2 separate regions of the Homo sapiens genome follow, and region 1 is linked to region 2. The links are chromatin contacts, found by Hi-C or POLR2A ChIA-PET in ENCODE. All regions are on one chromosome and are shown on one strand. The core of a region is the stretch at or near the end of the contact, and the rest is flanking DNA. Distances in the headings are between cores, read along the strand shown. Region 1 holds the start of LARRPM (LINC00240 antisense RNA regulating promoter methylation). Region 2 holds the start of H2BC11 (H2B clustered histone 11).

What was found. A loop is a pair of places that touch in the nucleus more often than their neighbours do. ChIA-PET counts read pairs that join two places held with the same protein, here RNA polymerase II (POLR2A). Pooled maps may share reads with other maps.
Region 1: a pooled map shows a loop between it and region 2 (4-fold over the local background). The contact joins the promoter of LARRPM here to the promoter of H2BC11 in region 2. A Hi-C loop is called at or near these places in 5 of 50 pooled maps. POLR2A ChIA-PET finds 5 or more read pairs at or near these places in 3 of 52 experiments (H1, OCI-LY7 and PC-9).

What each region holds. Positions count from the first base shown.
Region 1 is chr6:27,016,930-27,024,233 of GRCh38, forward strand. LARRPM (LINC00240 antisense RNA regulating promoter methylation) reads right to left here and starts at 3,377. Exons shown (of 1, transcript NR_026776.1): 1 at 2,437-3,377. It overlaps LINC00240 (long intergenic non-protein coding RNA 240), which reads left to right. Exons shown (of 3, transcript NR_026775.2): 3 at 6,325-7,045. It overlaps TRI-TAT2-2 (tRNA-Ile (anticodon TAT) 2-2), which reads left to right and starts at 3,417; the gene lies at 3,417-3,510. RefSeq lists an enhancer at 3,122-3,381.
Region 2 is chr6:27,128,152-27,135,198 of GRCh38, forward strand. H2BC11 (H2B clustered histone 11) reads right to left here and starts at 4,644. Exons shown (of 1, transcript NM_021058.4): 1 at 4,165-4,644. The coding sequence starts at 4,599. The coding sequence ends at 4,219. It overlaps H2AC11 (H2A clustered histone 11), which reads left to right and starts at 4,892. Exons shown (of 1, transcript NM_021064.5): 1 at 4,892-5,384. The coding sequence starts at 4,921. The coding sequence ends at 5,313. RefSeq lists enhancers at 3,864-3,923, 4,264-4,333, 4,344-4,413, 4,545-5,058, 5,024-5,363 and 2 more.

The DNA.
Region 1 (7,304 bases), core at 2,127-4,626, 110 kb before region 2:
ATTGTAAAAGAAGAAGTAAAACTGTTTGCAGATGGCATGAGTCTATACGTAGAAATTTCTAAAAACTCCACCCAAAAAGCTATTAAAATTAATAATTAAATAAAGTTGTAGGATATAAAATTAACATACAAAAGTCAGGTGTGTTTCTTTACACAAACAACAATCTATCTAAAAAGAAAGTTTTACAAATATCTACTACGATTGGTACAAAAATTTAAATACTTAGGAATAAATGTAACCAAGGAGGTAAGAGATTTGTACACTGAAAACTATAAAACATTGATGAATGAAACTGAAGAAGACAAAGTAAATGAAAAGGTTTATGGATCAAAATAATTAATATTGTTAAAATGTCCATAATACTCAAAGCAATATACAGATTCAACACAATATCAAAATTCCAATATTTTTCACAGAAATAAAAACATTCTAAGATTGCATAAAACCACAAAAGACCTTAAATAGCCAGGGCAATCTTGAGAAAGAAGAACAAAGTTGGAGGCATCACACTACCTGACTTCAAAATATACTATACAAAGCCATACAATCAAAACAGCACGGCACTGACATGAAAACAGACACATAGACCGATGGAACAAAATAGAGAGCCCAGAAATAAATCTACACATTTAGAGTCAACTGATTTTTGACAAGCGTGACAAAAATACACATTGGGGAAAAGACAGCCTCTTCAATAAATGGTGTTGGGAAAACTGGGAACCCACATACAAAATAAAAAAATTACACCCTTATCTTACACCTTACATAAAATTCAACTCGAAATAGGTTAAAGACTTAAACAGAAGACCTGAAATTGTAAAACTCCTAGAAGAAAATGTAAGGGAAAACCTCCTTGACACTGGCCTTTGTAATGATTTCTTGGACAGGACACCAAAAGCTCAGGAAACAAAAGCAAAAGTAAACAAGTGAGACTACATCAAACGAAAAATCTGCACAGAGAAGAAAACAATGGGCAAAACGAAAAGGCAACTATTGGTTGGGAGAAAATATTTGTAAACCATGTATCTGATAAGGAGTTAATATCCAAAATATATAAGGTATATATATATATACACATACAACTCAATAGCAAGAAAACCAAATCTAATTAAAAAATAGGTAAAGAACCTGAACAGATATTTTCCCAAGGATGACATAAAAAATGGCCAATAGAAAAAATGCTCAACATCTCTAATCATCATGGAAATGCAAATCAAACCCACAATGAGACATCATCTCAGACCTGTTAGAATAACCAATTTAAAAATATAAAAAATAACAAGTGTTGGCAATGTAGAGAAAAGGGAACCCTTTTACATTATGAGTGGGAATGCAAATTAGTACCGCCTTTATGGAAAACAGCAGTATGGCTGTTCCTCAGAAAATTACAAATAGAACTACCACATGATCCAGCAGTACCTTTTCTGGGTATATACTGTGAAAGTAAAATATCTTGCACCCCCAAAATCACTAGCTAAAAGGAAAATTCAAGCTGGAAACTGCTCAGTGCAAACTTGCCTCCCATTCTATTCAAAGTCATCCCTCTGCTCACTGAGATAGATGCATACTCTGATTGCCTCCTTTGGAAAGGTTTATCAGAAACTCAAAAGTAAGACCTGGCAGCCCCCTCCCTGCTTTGTCCCCGCCTTTCTGGATGGAACCAATGTACTTCTTACATATATTGACTGATGTCTCATGTGTCCCTAAAATGTATAAAACTAAGCTGTGCCCCGATTACCTTGGGCACAGGTAGTCAGAACTCCCTGAGGCTGTGTCACAGGGGTGTGTCCTCAACCTTCGCAAAATAAACTTTCTAAATTAACTGAAACGTGTCTCAAATTTTCGGTGTTCACATCCGCAAAGGAAATGAAATCAGGATCTCGAAGCAATAACTGCATGCCCATCTTCATTGAAACATTATTCACAATAACTAAGATATGGAATCGACCTAAGTGGCTGTCCACCAATGAATGGATAAAGCACATATAGTTTATACACACAATAGAATATTATTCATCCTTAATAAAGAAGATCCTGCTGTTTGCAACATGGATGAACCTCGATGTCATTATGCTAAGTGAAACAAGCCAGACACAGCAAGAAAAATACTGCATGATCTCTTATGTGGATTCTAAAAAAGTCAAATACATAGAAGCAGAGTAGAACAGTGGTTACCAGGGGTGGAGACGTATGGAAATGGTTAAGATGTTGGTCAAAGGATACAAAGTTGCAGTTCTATAGGATGAATAAGTCTAGAGATGTAATGCATAGCATAACTATAGTTAATACTGCATTGTGCATTGGAAACTTGCGGAGAGTACATTTCATGCGCTCTCACCACTTACACAAAATAGTAACTGTGAAGAGATGTATTATGTTAATTAGCTTGACTGTAGAAATCATTTCACTGTGTACATGTATCAAAACATCATGTTGTACACCTTAAATATATAGTTTTTATTTTTAAAACACTGTTTGGGATTAAAAGCCCAGCTAATTCTGCCTTAATATCTCATTCTTATCCACAATGTCCACCCATAAGAAAGACGCCCGATACTCCGTGTAAACACACACTCCCCATCTCCCATACAAATTTACCTTCTAGAGAGAGCCCTTTTCCCCAAACTCTCCTCTCAAAACACTCTGAAGCACAAGGTCTTTAGCCTAGTTAGACATTTTCTGAAAAACTTAGTTTAACTCAGCGTAGAGACACCATGAATTTCAGAGACCCAGTCCTGGGCCTGCTTCAGTTGCTTTAGCCTAGAGTTTCAACTCCCAGGTCCCGGGGAGGGATGCTCCAAGGAAGAAATAGAGGCCCTATTCCAGGGCTGTTTCTCGCAGACTAGCCACAGAAAATGCAGCCCAGCGCCACTTCCTTTCAGTAGCAACACGTTTCCAACACGTTTGTTAAGCGGGAACGGAAGTGAGCGGAAAGGAATGCGTTTGGTAAATCCCACTTTAAGGATTTCGTAATCCTCCCAGGGATTCCCACCACCCGCACTCCACTCGCAGACTGCGGGCCTTCCTCCGACGCTGGGAGAAGGACCCTGGGAGAGGCAAGGGAAGGGCTCCGGAACCAGCGCAGCAGCGGGACGCTAGCCCGCCCACACGGCGGCCACTTGAAGGTCCTCCAGGGAACACCTGAGGCAGTGGGAGCGTCTGCCCTTTCCTAAGTCTCCTTGGAAAGAAGTATTCGCTTTCGTTTCCGCAAACAAAGCATGCTCCGCGCTTTCAGGACCGGTGGCTCCCGTGGAGACCGCAGCGGAACCCAGTCCGCCTTCGCACGCGTCCGGGGGAGAAGCGGCCCCAGGACTAAGGGCGCGCGCCCGAGGAACCGGTGCTGTGACGACCAGAGCAAACACGCCGGATGTTCCTGTGTAGGCTGTGTAAGGAGTGACCGGAAGTAGAAACTGGGTGCTCCAGTGGCGCAATCGGTTAGCGCGCGGTACTTATATGGCAGTATGTGTGCGAGTGATGCCGAGGTTGTGAGTTCGAGCCTCACCTGGAGCATTGTTTTCCAACCCAAAATAGCATTACTTGAAGTGCCTTTCCCCCTGTAATCCGACTCCATCGTCTTTAACGTGTTTGGAATTGTGTACACAGTTTATTGTTATTGGTTTCCTTAGCCTTTTTAGAACCAAGCAACGCCAATTACCAACAAAATCCGTTGCGCCGCAGTGAGTTAGCTACCTTCTATCTCCACTTTGTTCTGCACGTCGATCTCAGGTAAAGAACATCATCTCTTTACATCCTTCTTTCCACTTTGTTCTTAGGATCATCGATCATCGTTCCTCGGGGAGCCCCTGGCACATACTTAGTGCTAAGAAACTCCCATCAGGTGATAAGCATTGAACTCCATTTAAGGAAACTCAAAAGTGGGAAATAGTAAAAGGTTCCTGTCTGATTAAAGCTCTGATTGGGAGGGGTGTGGGGGGACTGATTTCTGACAACAGTGTCCCCTCCAGTATTTTTCCCCCACTTAATTTTACCCTGATAAAAATCAACAGTCATGGAAGATCTAGCAGCTTCTATCAACTGAGAAACAGCACCTGGTGTCCTCAGGCATTCAATTACCTGGACTTGGAAAAGGATGAGTGATAATAGACCCAGAAACCTGAAATCTTTAGAACAGCATTACAAGAATAAGCATATTGTTGTGGCTGAGGTGGGTAGGAAGTAGATAGGGATTTTGACTTTAAAATAGGCTTCCTCTCCCTATGACACCTGCAGTTTGCCTGGACATAGCTTTTATCATATGCTTCCCAACTCTTCAGCAAGAGAGGGAATTGAACTGAGTAATTGGGAGTTGTTTTCCTAGCTATAAAGATTGCCACAAATCTGAAAGCACATGTGTCCCACTTGGGACACGGAGGTGAGTGGAATTAAGCTGAGCACAGATAACTCTCTCTTGAGATCTGTATTCCTAAATGGGTCTTGCATGTATCTGGACATTGTCCACTCACAGACTCTCTCCTGAGAAAGGTTAGCGAGGTCCCGTTCAGGAATGCACCAGATGATAATAAAGTGAACACCTTCTCACTTTGTAGCTCTTGCTAAGCCACTGGAGTACCTTAAAAGCTATCAAAGCATAATCTTCAAATATATATATAGTAACTAATCACCAAATATTTATTTAAGTCACTAATGAGAAAAGGAGGAGTATGGTAAACTGATTGCAATGGCAATAGAAAAGGCTGGTAAAGGTATAGTCAGTGGGGGAAAAATAATGCTGACATGAGATTGCAAGTTTAAGTAAAAAACTAGCTAATGTCCTATGAGGCAGTGAAAACTATGGCCTTTGGGATTATTTTTATCTAAAAGACAGAAACTAGTTGCATCTTTACTGGGTAAAAATCATTCAAAACTTAATATTCTACATAATGACATTTAACCTTGTAATCTATTTTCTAATCATTAGTAAATAGTGACCTCCAAAAGTTCCATTAACTTAGAGGATTACTTGCCCCTTCAGTGGGCTTGTTAGACAATGCTCTAGTATTATTTTGAAAGAGTACTAATATCTTTTTTTTTTGCCTTATATTAACTTTTGGATATTTTTTCTGAATAGATTTAGCACCTTAATTCAATTATTTTATCTCTGTTCCTGATCAGTTGAAGGTATTATTGAGTGTCTTCAGACAGTGTTTAAAAAATGGTGACCTTTGCCATAAAGAATTTTTGTGAACTGGCTTAAGCCAGTTTTGTGATACACAACTTTGGGTGCTTTTGGTAGATGTCTGTAGGCAGCTTACTTTATAGTACTTTATACTATACCTTACTTTATAGTATAAAGTAAGGGATAGTTAGCTACAACATACCAACGAGTTATAGTGATAGAAGATCTTCAACAAAATTTTGTACATATATAGTCATTTATTAGAAAGCAAGCAAAAAACAGTCATAAAACCTGTTCTCTAAGCTCAATGAAGTTCCCACGGTTTTGTCATTTGTTTTTGTTGTTGTCATTGTTGTTTTACTAACTTCAAAACTACCTTTCATGAAAGCTTTGCTTGAGGCAAATGCAACAATATTTCAGAGTGAGGATTCAGCCAAACATCTCTAAGAAGAAAACCTCTGGACACAGCAGGACACAGAAATACTGAAATCTCCAGCCTAGGGCACCATCCCTCAAGTTAAAGGCTAGAACTCATTTAATTTTTATTCCCTTTGAACAGTGTCTCTTAAATATTTAATTCATTTTGGGAACCGCTAATTTACCCAGGGAGACTATATTTCTAATATTTTTTTCCCTTCACACCATGGGATCTTTGTTTCTAATATATTAATTAACTAATTAACAAGGACAAATTTCATCAAAGAAAACCAGTATCCAATATTCCATTATACTAATTATGGCAGCCTCTGGTGTTTATCAAAAATAAAGAAAACTGAAGTACTTTTGGTGGCCACTTCAGCAGTGTGGTTTTATTATGTTAAATGACAATCCTCCAGATTGTGATATCAGGGCAAGGGACTGACTCTAGAATCATTTAAAATCATTTTAATATACACATTCGTATTATACAGCACAGTTGATTAAATTATTGCTCCTTCTCTATATCCACACCCTTTTTGTGGGTGGAGAGTTTGTCTTCACTTGTGGTAGACTGGATTCCTGAAAATGACTGAAACAGTATCCCTCGTTCCCTTCTGCAATGTGAGCTTGGCACCTCCTCAGCTAGAAGTAGAGTCTGTTTCCCTTCACCTTGAATTTGGTTTGGGTTTGTAACTACTGTGAGCAATGGAATGCAGTAAAAATAACATTTTGTGATTTCTCAGCCCAGGCAGTAAGAAAACATATCAGCTTCCACTTTTACCTTTAAGGAGAAGCCAGCTCCCATGTTAAGAAGTTCAAATACCTAGAGACTGCGATGGTTTGCAGAGGCTCAAGCTAACCACATGGAAAGACATGGAGAGATATTCCTTGCCAACCCTCAACTACTCCAACTATTCTAAGACATCAAACCTGTGAGTGAAAAAGCCATCTCATACCTTACAACTCTAGCAGATGCCACATAGTGTAGAGATAAGCTCTCTCTGTCATTCTCTGTCAAAATTGTAAAATCATAAGCAAATAAATAATCACAGTTGCTTCAAGTTACTACATTTGAGCATAGTATTTTAAGCCACTGCATTTGAGATGGTTTGTTATACAGCAATAGATAACTAAAAAACAAAGTCCCTTGATTTAGACTTGTCCACTCAACTTGCTTGGCCAATGGAATGGGGTAGAAGTGATGGTGTGCTTATTCCCAGCCTGGGCCTTAAAAGGCTTTGCCTATTTCCACTTGCCTTCTTGTACTTCTGCTATTGTCATAAGAAAAACAAACCGCAGGTCACCCACCGGTCTGAAGAGGAGGATGAGAGACAAAGAAAAAAGTTGTCTGGCTGCCTCTGCTGTCTACAGATTGAAGAAGATCCATCCAGCTGAGCCCAGCCTAGACCAGCTGACTTCTCCAATAAGCCTGTATGAAATAAATGCTTATTGTTATGTGACCTTGAGCTTTGAAGATAGTTTGTTATGCAATAATTGTTGATTCTTTCACCCTGTCTTTGTTGAACTGTTATAGACGTCTTAATAGGAGTTCACAATTCAGTTATTCCGGCATGATCACAAACTCATTAGGAATAGAACAGAGAATATGAAAAGCATCTATTTTAGTTCATTTTGTGTTGCTATAACAAAATACCTAAGACTGGGAAGTTTATAATGAACATAAATTTATTGGCTCATGGTCTTGGAAGCAAGGAAGTTCAAAATCAAGGGACTAGCATCTGGCGAGAGACTTCTTGTTGCCTCACCT
Region 2 (7,047 bases), core at 3,394-5,893:
CAAGTGATTTTCCTGCCTCAGGCTCCCAAGTAGCTGGGACTACAGGCACGCACCATCACGACTGGCTTATTTTTGTATTTTTAGTAAAGACCAGGTTTCACCATGTTGGCCAGGCTGATCTCTAACTCCTGACCTTACGTGATGTGCCTGCCTCAGCCTCCCAAAGTGCTGGGATTACATGCATGAGCCACTGCACCCAGTCAAAGGTATATTTTTTATGAGACTATTTTTAAAAACACTCAAATTGTCTGTCACAGCTCCTTGCCTATGCCCCTAAAAAGAGAGGGGAGGAGTGGGGGAAGGGGGGGAAACAGAAACAAAAAGAAAACTGACAAACAGAGGAGGAGTCCAAAAGCCCAACACCCATTAAGTCAAGACTTCCCACAGTTCTCTAAGCCAGCAAATGAATGTAATTTAAACTGCTTTAAACTTCATATAAAAATAAATCATTTTTGGTAAATCAATAAACAGAGGCATCTCCATGACTACTGGTGGGAGTATGTACTCCTCCTTTTCTAAAACAAAAAAAAACAGCAGGGAGCCCTGAGTTGGAAACATGAAAAGCATAACTTTTTTGAGTTGGCTATTATTAAGTGTAATATGAGAGGTACCACTCCATTCCTACCTCTCCTTTCTTTAACGAATGCATTTTGTCTACAGAAGAAATTATGCTTTTTCTTAGTCACTATTCAGCTCATCTATAACGTCCAAAATTGAACAGTACTTCAAGAGGGTGCTAAATGACTACATGCCACTTTAACTGAGTCTTCCAAAAATTCAGACTTCTGCTTATAAGGAATGTGGTACACATTAGGACTACCGAGTCTCATGGTCACCCATGCATTACCTTACCCTTTCTGTATAATGTATAGAAATGGGTCCAAAAAATGTTGAGATATGAGGTATAAAGCGTTCAGTAAGTTCACAGATGGTCCTGCTAGCAATAGCATGTAAGAAAGTGAAGCATATCGAAATCTAGAGTGTTTATCTCAGTGAAGACAAATCTCTGCCTCATCCATGACAAAATACTTGCAAGAATACAAGAATACTTCCCCTGACATATGGGACACTTAGCAGCAGCAGTATCCAGAGGTCAGCCTTGGTGAGCTAAGTCTATACTACAGAACTCAAGTATCACCTCTATCATTGCCTACCACCCTGGTCACAGTTTACAAGTAAATCACTTGGGCAATAAGTGGGGTGATAGGAAAAGAGACTACATGACAGCCATATGGTTGATGTGTACCTGATTGTTGATAGCCTCCTCTGAAGAGTGGGAATTTAGGTTAGCATTCACGTGGGATATTATTCTCATACTCTGGGACCATTCTGGGAAATTCATCCGTATCACTGTTCCCCAAAGCTTCCAGTCAACACAACCTCCACTTTTGCCCACTTAAAAAAATCTGTCTATCCAAACCATTAGCCATGTACATTCAGTTTAGATCAGTGTCTTAGGTCACTCTCCTTCTAGAAAAAGTAAACAATGACATTCAATACTCCAAATTGTGCTGAGTGGCAGCAATTCTTTTCCCTATTGCCATTTATGGACATACTTGAGTTACGGTTTCTAATACTACTGTTACAACCGGCATCAGTAGTATTAGCCAACATATATTGAATGCTTACTATGTACAGGACATTGTTCTAAGTATACCAAAACTATTTGCTCAAGAGGCACTGTTACATCCCCCTTTTTAAAATGAAGGAAAAAGCCAGAGGAAAAAAAAGGGAAAAAAGCCAATTCTTCAGGAACTGGTTAGTAATGGGTTGAACTTGCAGCATTCAGTTTTTCTTCTTTTTTTTTTTTTTTTTTTGAGACGGAGTCCCCTCTGTTGCCCAGGCTGGAATGCACTGACACGATCTCGGCTCACTGCAACCTATGCCTCCTGGGGTCAAGTGATTCTCCTGCCTCAGCCTCCCGAATAGCTGGGATTACAGGGTCCCACCAGCACATCAGGCTAATTTTTGTATTTTTAGTAGGGACGGGGTTTCACCATCCCCCAGGGGCAGGGGCTGCTCTCGATCTCCTGACCTCAAGTGATCTACCAGCCTTGGCCTCCCAAAGTTCTGGGATTACAGGCGTGAGCCACCCCGCCCAGTCCCATTCAGTTTTTCAAGCAAAGTATTAACTCTTTGTCCTTATTAAGGGGACACCAGCAAGATGAAAATAACCCATAAGGTGATCATTTGTTTCATTACCCCTTAGGCAGTTTAGTCTTCTGAGTAACAGGAGAATTAGCTGGGTTCTTTTCAACTTAACTTTGTATAGTTTTCGAAAACCTAGCCTTTACAAATTTTCACCTGTGGCTGGACAATATACCCATGAGTCAGTCGCAATCCTCCTTTTCTTACAAACCCTGCTTTTTATTCTGATTTCTATATCCTGTAAGACAAAGAAGCAAGTTATTTAGCTTGGAAATTATCATCTGACTATTTGGATTAATAGAGAGGGTCAGAGGCCCATGTAACATAACAATAATGTCATAAAAGTAATTTAAGTTCTGTTTATTCACAGAATTGATAACAGTTCAGTTATCCTTAGTACGGGATGATTATGGTGAAGGAAAAGAACTTGAGTGTATATTTTCTACATAGAAATATATACAACAAACCAGATAGCAATTCAGAGAGATACATATTTTAGAAACTCTACAGACAGTTTTCAAAGGCTGGACAAGTGTCCGAGAAAAAGCTAAAAAAACAGAAGAAATTTCATAAAGCAGGCAATATTTAACTGGGCTTTGAAAAAAACAGGACTTGAGTCAACAAGGGAAACGTGTGTATTTGATAGTGGATTTAACAAAAATACTAATTGTTTTAGATGTTATTACTGTGCTAAATTTAGATCCATTTTAAATAAACTAGATAGTAACTCAAGTTTATATACAATTACTACCTTTGAAACCAAAACCTAGTCATAGTGGGAGCTTCCAAATGCTTTATAGACCTTGGATTTTTACCTAAGAGACACATGACTGAAGTTACAACCTAGAGCAACATCGTTTGTTGGGTGACTGGTTCTCATTTGTGACAACCTGAATAAGGGGGAACTTGTTTTTCCTCACTTCTTCTAGGCAAAGTCAAAAACAGTATTTAAAATACTAACGAAAGGAGTTTTAAAATTGAAATTGACTTGTTTCAGAAAAGAGTCTGGGATAAATGTCCTCAAGCTTTCTGCCTTCATTACGCCCCGAATTGTCCTGTTTAGGCTTCTAATGCCTTTGCTTATATAGATATACCATAAAGGGAAAATAGTATTCTAATCAGAAATAAAGCATTGATCTTTCTCAGGCTGAAAACTACAGCATTCAAATTCCGTTGTAGCCGGGCTTGATGGCTCATGCCTGTAATCCTAGCACTTTAAGGCTGAGGCTAGTGGATCACCTGAAGTCAGTTCGAGACCAGCCTAGCCAACATGGTGAAACCCCATCTCTACTAAAAATACAAAAATTATCCGGGCATGGTGGCGCATGCCTGTAATCCCAGCTACACGGAAGGGTGAAGCAGGAGAATCGCTGGAACCCGGGAGGCGGAGGCTGCAGTGAGCTGAGATCGCGCCACCGCACTCCAGTCTGGGCGACAGAGGAAGTCTCCTTCTCAAAAAAAAAAAAACTGATTATGTTGCCATAAAGGGTCCCTTTAAAAAAAAAAACGCTCTATCCAACGAAAACTAATTAGAAATAAATCTCCTTCCCGAAAGCGATAAAATACTAAAGAATGAGAAACTGACAGTTTACTGAGTTTGTAAGGAAGGCCAAATAAAGGCGGGGTTTGGATTCCTTTGGCGCACCCAAGCCGACCGTGGACTTCCTGGATACAACAACCAATCAGGATGCAGAGGAAGGGCGGGCGTTGCCCGGGCAAATTCAAACTGACAACCGCTGCAACTTGGCACTGTTCCAAATCACTAACCGACGGGGGACCGACGAGTATTTTAATTGGTTTCTAACGTATTTTAATTGGTTTCGAACTTATAATAGAAAATTTCCCATCTCCTTACTTAACTCTAAGATTAGAATGGCAGATCTAAAAAAAAAAAGTCACTAAGGATTAGTTAAATAACTGCTCTACTTCAGACCAAAAAACACAGTAGCAAGTTACAAGGGTTTGTCAGTGGCCAGCAGAGGAGGAATACAAGCACCAGCTCTTTCTTTGAGAACATGGGTGGCTCTTAAAAGAGCCGTTAGGGTTGAGAGTTTGCAACCAACTCACTGTTTACTTAGCGCTGGTGTACTTGGTGACGGCCTTAGTACCCTCGGACACGGCGTGCTTGGCCAACTCCCCAGGCAGCAGCAGGCGCACGGCCGTCTGGATCTCCCTGGAGGTGATGGTCGAGCGCTTGTTGTAATGCGCCAGGCGGGAAGCCTCACCTGCGATGCGCTCGAAAATGTCGTTCACAAACGAATTCATGATGCCCATGGCCTTGGACGAAATGCCGGTGTCAGGGTGGACCTGCTTCAGAACCTTGTACACATAGATGGAATAGCTCTCCTTGCGGCTGCGCTTGCGCTTCTTGCCGTCTTTCTTCTGCGCCTTAGTCACCGCCTTCTTGGAGCCCTTTTTCGGGGCGGGAGCAGACTTCGCTGGCTCTGGCATAGCACTGTGTAGCTATAAAGCGCCAACGAAAAGGAAAAACAGCGTGAGCAGGGTATGACAAGGCGCTTTTATATAGAATCGCTTATGCAAATAAGGTGAAGAGTTGAAGTCTTGTGTCTGATTGGTAGTTATTCAGGGTAACGTCAGAGGTCAGGTCTGCCCAATCAGGATTCGCAAATCCAGAAGACGCACTACTATTGGTTGAAATTAAACTGCAGCCCTAACCAACAACACGTCTTCTTTTTCGCGCCCAATAGTGTTTATAAAAAGCGCCGCCTTTCCCGTTCACTTTGTGGTTGCTCGTAGTGAGTTGCGCTCGCTATGTCTGGACGTGGCAAGCAGGGAGGCAAAGCCCGCGCTAAGGCCAAGACTCGCTCTTCTAGGGCCGGTCTCCAGTTCCCCGTGGGCCGAGTGCACCGCCTGCTCCGCAAAGGCAACTATGCCGAGCGGGTCGGGGCCGGCGCGCCGGTGTATCTGGCAGCGGTGCTGGAGTACCTGACCGCCGAGATCCTGGAACTGGCGGGCAACGCGGCCCGCGACAACAAGAAGACCCGCATCATCCCGCGTCATCTCCAACTGGCCATCCGCAACGACGAGGAGCTCAACAAGCTGCTGGGCAAAGTCACCATCGCACAGGGCGGTGTCCTGCCCAACATTCAGGCCGTGCTACTGCCCAAAAAGACTGAGAGCCACCACAAGGCGAAGGGCAAGTAACTATCTGTACTAGTTTGTGGCAGCTCAAGTAAAATCGAGTCCAAACCAACGGCTCTTTTCAGGGCCACCCACGTCTTCTCTAAAAGAACTTAACATTTATTCCATGTGAAAGAAAGTGAGACATGGACAAGACTCTAGTCATAAATTACCCATCTTTTTGAAAACAGTGTAGCGAACACCGCAGATTTAAAAGAAAAACTAGAGGGAAGGTGGTCCAGATTTTACCACGCTTAAAAGTTAAGATGTGAACAAATCTCTTAGGCCATTACTTAATTTTAAACTTAATCAGTGTGTGTCCACAGAGCACCAGTGGCTTCGTGAGTTCTTGAAGCACTTTGGCCCAAAAGAGTTATCGCCCGGGCTAGAATTTAGCAGACAGCTGTTCCACGCGGGCCAGGGCGGCATGAAGAAGTCCCGCCGCTACGTGCCCGGCACAGTGGCCCTGCGCGACGTTCGGCGCTACCAGAACTCCGAGCTGCTGATCAGCAAGCTGCCGCTCCTGCGAGAGCTCGGCGGTGACGCCGCTGCACGAGAGCGAGGCTGAAGAACTTTGTGACACAATAGTCCACCTCCCTGCAAAGGCTCTGTCAGAGACTCACATCTTTCCTGATGGATAGCTGTGAAGCATTCTCTTACCCACCCTACTGCATGTTGCAAAGTATTCCTTTAAAATGAAGTGAGTAAAATACTGGGATGACGTTATCTGGAGCCCAAGAAAGATGGCTCATTTGGAAAGGCCTAATATCCCAAGTTGCTTACCTAGAAGAACTTGACAGGATAGTTAATAATAAACCTTAAAACCCATGAAGAAATCTGAGGTAAAGTGTTAGCACACAGACTGTTAAAATGTCTGCCTCACAGATAGGAGGGAAAATATATAGAGGATTATAATATGGTTCAACAAATGTTGATGAGTATTAGAAATGTACATTAGAAATATTAGAAATGTTTATGACTATTAGAAAAGTACAGGGTATTGGGCGTTCCTGACACAAACTGAGGCCTCCTAGCAAGACTGGCAGTTTTCTGTAAAGGAGGGTTATTTACTACGGTAGTGCAAATAACTTTTGGTGTTGTAGCTAAATAAGGAATACTCATGCCAAGATTGCACAATTGTGCCTCCTCCCTCTGTTCACTGAACTCTGATGTAATTTTTTTTTTTTTTTTGAGACGGAGTCTCGCTCTGTCGCCCAGGCTGGAGTGCAGTGGCGCTATCTCGGCTCACTGCAAGCTCCGCCTCCCGGGTTCACGCCATTCTCCTGCCTCAGCCTCCTGAGTAGCTGGGGCTACAGGCGTCTGCCACCATGCCCAGCTACTTTTTTGTATTTTTAGTAGATACGGGGTTTCACCGTGTTAGCCAGGATGGTCTTGATGTCCTGACCTCGTGATCCACCGGCCTCGGCCTCCCAAAGTGCTGGGATTACCGGCGTAAGCCACCACGCCCGGCCCACTCTGAAGTAATCTTAAGAAGACGTTAACTCATTTTTCTTGTGTATTGTAGACACTTTTGGCTGTCTGGTAACATGGAAAATCTCAGAATGATGTTTTAAGTATATAAAATGCCAAACAAAGTTAAATTACAGTTATCAAAGTATTTTTAAAACTTCATAGTGATAAATGAGACTATATAGTTATATTGTTAATATAGTTAACACATTACATGATTTGGTGAGCCTAATTGCTGTTACTAATTAGAGGAGTAAAAATGTTTCACGATAACTCAGCAATTGTAAT